Linked DNA regions of Homo sapiens: region 1 is linked to region 2. Evidence: chromatin contacts called from ENCODE Hi-C or POLR2A ChIA-PET data. All regions are on one chromosome and are shown on one strand. Each heading gives the region's core, a stretch centred on a gene start or an enhancer-like site at or near the end of the contact. The rest is flanking DNA. Distances are from core to core; before and after follow the strand shown.

Region 1 (3,481 bases), core at 1-2,500, 140 kb after region 2:
CCGCTCCCTCCCCTCTCCACGGTCTTGACACAGATCAGACAAGAGGGTCAGGTGCAGACTCCTTTTCCAGCCCCTCCCCTTGATGCACCCACCTTGTCTACACTTGTTGCGGATGTTGCTGCCTAAGCGGCCGCTACTCGATGCTGCTGCCACCCAACCCGCTGCGCCTGCGCTTTGTGTGCCCCGGAGAGCCTGGGGCATTTCTCTCCTCCCGCAGCGCCTGAGAGCCCAGCTGCCCCCGGGCCCCGCCCTCCGGACCTGCCCACCCCAGGGAGGGGGAGTGACGTGAAGAGATGCTGACCCGAGGCGTACTGGGACTTGTAGTCTACCCCTGTAGAGCTGGGCAGAAGCAGCCCCGCCTGCAATTTTACTTTTCTATTAAGACATTTGTTCACTCATTTATCATGAAATACTTTTTCTTAAGAATCATTGAACTCAGTTCCTAGAAAAAAAGAAAAAGTAAAGTTGCAAGGAGAAGCCAAGCTCCTAGTTTTGCATGTTTTTTTGATGCTTCCCCTTTCCATCCCCAGCTTCCAGTCTAGTGAGGGAGATTACATGGAAACACACAATTGGAGCACAAGGTGTGATTTAACAATGGAAAAGATGAGCCTGACTTTTCTCAAGGGGTTCAGGAAGGCTTCCCAGAGGAGGCTGAAAGGGGCCTTGGAGGATGAGGGGCAGTTTCCTAGGCGACCCGAAATTTCCCCTATGAATACTGTCAGGATGTTGAAGAGTGCCCAGCATTTCCGTGTGTCTAGAACATAAAGCGCAGGGGTGGGGAGGGCATCGGGAGTGTCAGGCGATAGAGCTGCAGGGTTTGGAAAGAAATAGCACAGAGGCCTTGCATGACAGGCGGAGAGCTTGGATGTTAGGACGCAGTGACTGGAGCTGGGGGTGGGAGTTTCAAGATGAGGAGTGAGGTGTGTGATTAGGGGGTCGGAAAGGCCCCTCTAGGGCACAGTGAAGAATGGACTGGCGGGAGCCCACCTGGAGAAAGGAAGACTTTCTGTATCTATCACCTCGGACTGTGATCATTTCCTTCAATAGCTCAGCCCCGCAAACCCTCACCTACCAGCAGCCACAGGATGTCATTCAGAGACCAGAGGATGTCAGGGCCTAAAAGACTTCTGTCCCGTCCCCTATGTGGCAAGGGTGCCCACCCTGCCCTGGGCCCTTCCTCCTGTCCCAGAGAACTCTTCCTTACCGGGGCTGCAGGGCTCATGGTTCCTGGGTGGCCAGGGCAGCATTTCCCAGAAGGCTCCCGCAGCGGGGCATTTCCCTGAGCGCCTTAGAGATAAGGGGATCAGGAAGGTGCTACCAAGTGGGAGGCTGGAGGGGGAGGCAAGGAGGGAGCGCACAGATCCCAAGGAAGGTCGCCCTCTTTCTCCAGGCTCCTCCCAGCCTTTCCAACTGATGGCTCTGACCCTAGGTTCACTAGACAAGTCATCCCTGATTCAGAAGTGGTCTTGGCTCAGCATCGCCGAGGTTCCCGGAGTGGAATCGGGGCGAGGTTGCGGGGGCAGGACAGGAACCGGGCTGGTCCTCCTCCCTAGGTTGGGGGCGGGGCTACATCTTCATTCTTTGGCCTGGCAGGACAGCGCCCATCACCCCAGTCCTGGCTGCGCAGTCTGGCTCTTTAAGCCTTCCTCTCTTGCTCCTGAGTCTCTGTAATCCTGACCTCGAGCTACCCTCGCTCCTCGGCCCTTTGTGCGGTGCGTGCCCTGCTGAGGGATTCGCCATGGCCAATCCTATTAACCATTGAGTTCATCCCCTCTTAGCCGACTCAAGAACCAGCTCTCCCATACCGCGTTTTCATCTCTGTGCCTTTAACTCACTCTCTGTCTGGTTCCTGGAACGTCCCAGTCCCAGCTTCTCCTAGCTAAATTTTCCACCTCCACAGTGGAAGGAAGAAAGGAAGCAGTGGGAGGGGGAAAGAGGCAAGGAAAGAGATATGGAAGGAAGGAAAGACAGAAGGAGAAAAGAAGGGAGGGGAAAGACGGGAAGGCAGGTAGGTAGGGCTGCAGCTGGCCTCGGAGGATCTGCGCCTGGGTCCTGCCCCGACCCAGCCTCTCTCCAGCTCTCCCTGCTCCCCTCCCCGATGGGCAGTGGGGCATCCTTCATGTTGAGGGGCGGGGACGGTGCAATCATCTCCTAGATTTCATTCTCTGGATTTAGCAACCAGATGAAAAAGGAAGGTTCTCCAGCAGCAGTGGAGACTTCAGGGGAAGACTCTCCCCTACCTCCCAAAGAGCGGGCACTATGACGAAAAAAAGAGGAAAGGACGTGGCAAACTAAAACCACAGACACTACTACCGAATCTAAACGTAGCCGGACTTGGCCCATGTCTCTAAAAGCTGGTCAGTGACCCTCTTTGAGAAGCCAATAAGGAAGTGTAGACTGTCCTCAGGAAAAAATCTGCGTATAATTCCTGGGAGTTCATAGACCTCTGAAGCCATGATAGTCATGGTTGGATTGTTTTTAATTTCCAGAGCTGTGTAGATGGGAGGAGAGTGTAGATTGACGAGTGAGAGGTATGACAGTATGTCAGGAATTCCAGCCGCAGCAGTCCTGGCTGTGAGAGACTTTGTTTGTTCAATCAACTAAAACTTATTGAGACTAATAAGCCAACAAGTAACTTTTACATTTCTTTGTGGCTATGGTGCACAGAACCATTGGCAGAGAGGAAAAGATTTTGCCATTTCAAGTGTCCCTGGTGAATGAACAGCCCACAGATAATACATTGTTTAGGAAATAGTGGACTGGCTCATCAAATTCAAATTTACTACTTACATTTTCTAGAGAGTATAATATAATGAGAATAATTTATATTATCTTTATTTTAAAAAACTTGAAGTTTATATCAAGATGCAATTTGAGCAAAAGTAAAAGTGCTTATGAAAACATTTTAAATGGCCGGGCGCTGTGGCTCATGCCTGTAATCCCAGCACTTTGGGAGGCCAAGGCGGGCAGATCACCTGAGATCGGGAGTTCGAGACCAGCCTGACCAATATGGAGAAACCCCATCTCTACTAAAAATACAAAATTAGCTGGGTGTGGTGGCACATGCCTGTAATCCCAGCTACTAGGGAGGCTGAGGCGGGAGAATTGCTTGAACCGGGAGGCAGAGATTGTGGTGAGCCGAGATTTCACCACTGCACTCCAACCTGGACAACAAGAGCTAAACTCCGTCTCAAAAAAAAAAAAAAAAAAAAAGAAAAGAAAACACTTTAAAGTGATAATTTTACGCTTTTTTTTGTCTTTTTTTTTTTTTCCTTTTTCTGGAGAACGGGGTCTCGCCATATTGCCCAGGCAGGTCTCGAACTCCTGGGCTCAAGCTATCCTCCCGCCTCTTGCCTCCCTGAGAGCGGGATTACAGGCGTGAGCCACTGCGCCCGGCCAAAGTGATAATTTTAGTGAGATGTAATTCACCTACCATAAAATTCACCCTTTTAAAGTAAAAAATTCAGTGGGTATTTTTTTT
Region 2 (3,313 bases), core at 712-3,211:
ATGAGGCTTCCATTTCCTCATCTGTTGCATCTGCCAGGATTATCTCGTGATATTGTGAAGATCAAATGAAATTGTGTAAATGAAAATTTATTAACTATAGAACAATATCAATATTATTATTTGCATCATCCTTCATTCCTTACAAAATATTCCTGTTTACATTATTCCCTATAGTCTCTACAATTCCATGTGGTGGGCATCATCTGCATTTTACAGATAGGAAACAGAAGCAGTAAAGTTAAATAACTTGCCCAAGGTCATAACAAGAGACAGAACTGTCTGACAAATCCCATGACCTTCCTTATAAATGTAAAGTATTAACTAACACTTTGAGACAGACTTACATTTGGCAAATAATGACGAGGTTAGCTGACTAAAGCAACTAAGGAGTCGGGAAGAGAACAGTGGCATCAGACGTCGAGAGGCCTTATATACCCATGTCAGATGCTGGCCTTAATGACAGATTTCCATGGGCTCTTTTCCAGGAGTTCCAGACCAGCCTGAGCAATATGGTGAAACATGGAGAACCGAATGGTTGGAAATAGTATTCCTTGAAAAATAATCCCTCCCTTTTAGCCCTTCTTGGAACCAAGGCAAATCAAGGAGTGTAGTCACCAGTGTGACCATCTTTAACAATGGAATTTTGAAACTTTCTGATTTTTTTTTCTATTATCTTGGCACCATATTTGGCCAAATTCTTACAAACTGGCTAAGGTGAACAAGTGAATTGTTTCATAAAGGATGAAGTGAGGCGTGGGCCCTCACACATTCAAGGGCAGCCCCAAGGTAACCACAGGTAGACCCATGAGCTGCAACGACCATGCTGACCTATGAATCATGGAAATATAGTTGCCACAATTAATGCCTAAAACAAAATTTTAATATAAATTGCTAAAATGAGTCATTAATCTAAGCAGCATGATACAATTGAAAGAGCACAAATGAAATCTGTTAAATCTGTTAAGGGAACGGGAGAAAGCCCAGGAACACATTTATAGTGGTTCATACGGTTTTATGACAGTCACTTAAATAAGGTTTTGGAAACGAAAATGTTGTTAATTATTGCAGGGCGCGGTGGCTCATGCCTGTAATCCCGGCACTTTGGGAGGCCGAGGCGGGCAGATCACGTGGTCAGGAATTCGAGACCAGCCTGGCCAACACAGTGAAACCCCGTCTCTACTAAAAATACAAAAATTAGCCCGGCATGGTGTCCCGCGCCTGTAGTCCCAGCTACTGAGGAGGCTGAGGCAGGAGAATCGCTTGAACCCGGAAGGCGAAGGTTGTGGTGAGCCGGGATCGCACCACTGCACTCCAGCCTGGGCAACAGAGCGAAATCCGTCAAAAAAAAAAAAAAAAAAAAAAGAAAGAAAAGAACAAAAACCTAGTTTATTACTGCTGTTTCCTTATTACCAGGTAGCTTCACATCCTCATCAGTTCAGCAAGTCAAAACTGCATTCTTAGAAAAAATTCTGGAAGTTGATAACTGAATGCAAATATAAAATGACCTGCCCAAGGTCACACAGTTAATCGGGACCGTATCCTGGTGTCGTGATTCCCATCGCAGAGCTCTCCCTTTTCCAGAAACTGGGTGGAGAGAGTGGCATGTGGTGTGGGCGTGGCACGGGTCGGCTCGGCAGAGTTCGCCCCGGGTGGAAAGGAATCTGCTCAGCCCCTTCAACGCCAGGCAGCCGCATGTGCTGCTGGGAAGGACCTTGGGCGCCCCAGTGTCTCATCCCCGGATGTCCGCGCGCCGCCACCTCCCCGCTCTGCACCCTCCGCCATCTCCCCTCTCTGCACCGTCCGCCATCTCCCCGCGCCCCGCGTGCGTGGAATCTACGTTACCTTTTCCAAGGTTCCGCTCATCCTTTGCTGCTGCGCGGCCTCTAGCTGTGCAAACCGAAGACCGGACCCTGCAGCCGCGTTCCCAGGGCGTCTGAAAACACTGAAGGAACGGCCTTGACCAGGTGCAGCAGCAATATCCCACCGAGACTCACTCAACTTCCACATCATTTTAGTTCCGGAAGCTTCTGAAATTCAGAGTCTAGAAATTCTCCTGCTTTCCACCCTCACTCAGGTTGTCACATTCACTGCTGTTTCTCCAGAAAGAATTAATTACCATCTCTGTGTTACCCCAGTACTTAGCACACAATTCTAATTTTTCGCTTACAATATTATACACTAATGATTTGTTACCACCTCTTCTCTGTATTTGAAAGTTCTTAAAAGACTGAGATCCTGTCTGATTAATTCCTTTCAGCGTCTAGCACAGATCTGACTTTTTTGTTTGTTTGAGACGGAGTCTCGCTCTGTTGCGCAGGCTGGAGTGTAGTGGCACGATCTCAGCTCACTGCCACCTCCGCCTCTCGGGTTCAAGCAATTCTGTCTCCAAGTAGCTGGGATTACAGGTGCCCGCCACCACGCCCGCCTAATTTTTATATTTTTACTAGAGATGAGGTTTCTCCATGTTTGTCAGGCTGGTCTTGAACTCCCGACCTCAGGTGATCCGCCCGCCTCGGCCTCCTAAAGTGCTGGGATTACAAGCGTGAGCCACCAGGCCCAGCCAATCATCTCTTAAATTGAGTTTAGAAGTCAGATTTCCACGTCCTGTGCTAGATGCTGGAATAAATTAGTCAGGATCTCAGTCCTTGAGGAACTCAATCAAAATAATAGCAAAAAATAATTAGTATCTAGTAACAAATAATTAGTATCTAGTATGGTAAGTGAAATACCAGAATTGTGTGCAAAGTACTGAGGTAACACAGATACGACAATTAATTATGCTTGGAAATATAATGGACCAGGCATACCTCCTCCAGTACAGTGATTGATTATTGCCTAATAAATGCTATTGGGGTTTTAGAAGTGAAATTTTAAATAAGAAAAAAAAAATCAATCAAATGCTAGTATGTGCCAGGTCGGTTCTTTATGGGTGTATGGGTTCATTTAGTCTTTCCAATAACCCTATGAGGCTGAGGATCATTATACCCATTTCACAGATGAGGAACAGAGACAGGAAGAAGGTACCTAGTTAACATAATGTTATATAAGTGGTGAGCTGTTTCATTTCCGTGCCTGTGCTTCATCTATTTTATGGGACTGTGACTATAGGTTTGCAAAAGGGCAGGTTGGCAGCCAGAGAGTTTCTTTCCTTGTCTAGTCCAGGTAAATACAATCTAATAAGATACATGGCCGGGTGCGGTGGCTCATGCCTGTAATCCCAGCACTTTGGGAGGCCAAGGCAGGCGGATCACAAGGTCGGGAGTTTGAGACCAGCCTGACCAAAACTGTGAAACTCCGTCTCTACTAAAAATAC

What was found. A loop is a pair of places that touch in the nucleus more often than their neighbours do. ChIA-PET counts read pairs that join two places held with the same protein, here RNA polymerase II (POLR2A). Pooled maps may share reads with other maps.
Region 1: a pooled map shows a loop between it and region 2 (4-fold over the local background). The contact joins the promoter of PLEKHB1 here to the promoter of MRPL48 in region 2. A Hi-C loop is called at or near these places in 1 of 168 maps with a recorded cell type or tissue (naive thymus-derived CD4-positive, alpha-beta T cell) and 9 of 50 pooled maps. POLR2A ChIA-PET finds 5 or more read pairs at or near these places in 2 of 52 experiments (Panc1 and WTC11).

What each region holds. Positions count from the first base shown.
Region 1 is chr11:73,644,350-73,647,830 of GRCh38, reverse strand. It overlaps PLEKHB1 (pleckstrin homology domain containing B1), which reads right to left and starts at 1,250. Exons shown (of 8, transcript NM_021200.3): 1 at 1,205-1,250. The coding sequence starts at 1,222. RefSeq lists enhancers at 1-131, 767-1,685 and a silencer at 172-391.
Region 2 is chr11:73,786,522-73,789,834 of GRCh38, reverse strand. MRPL48 (mitochondrial ribosomal protein L48) reads right to left here and starts at 1,961. Exons shown (of 8, transcript NM_016055.6): 1 at 1,843-1,961. The coding sequence starts at 1,863. RefSeq lists enhancers at 1,748-1,827, 1,968-2,027.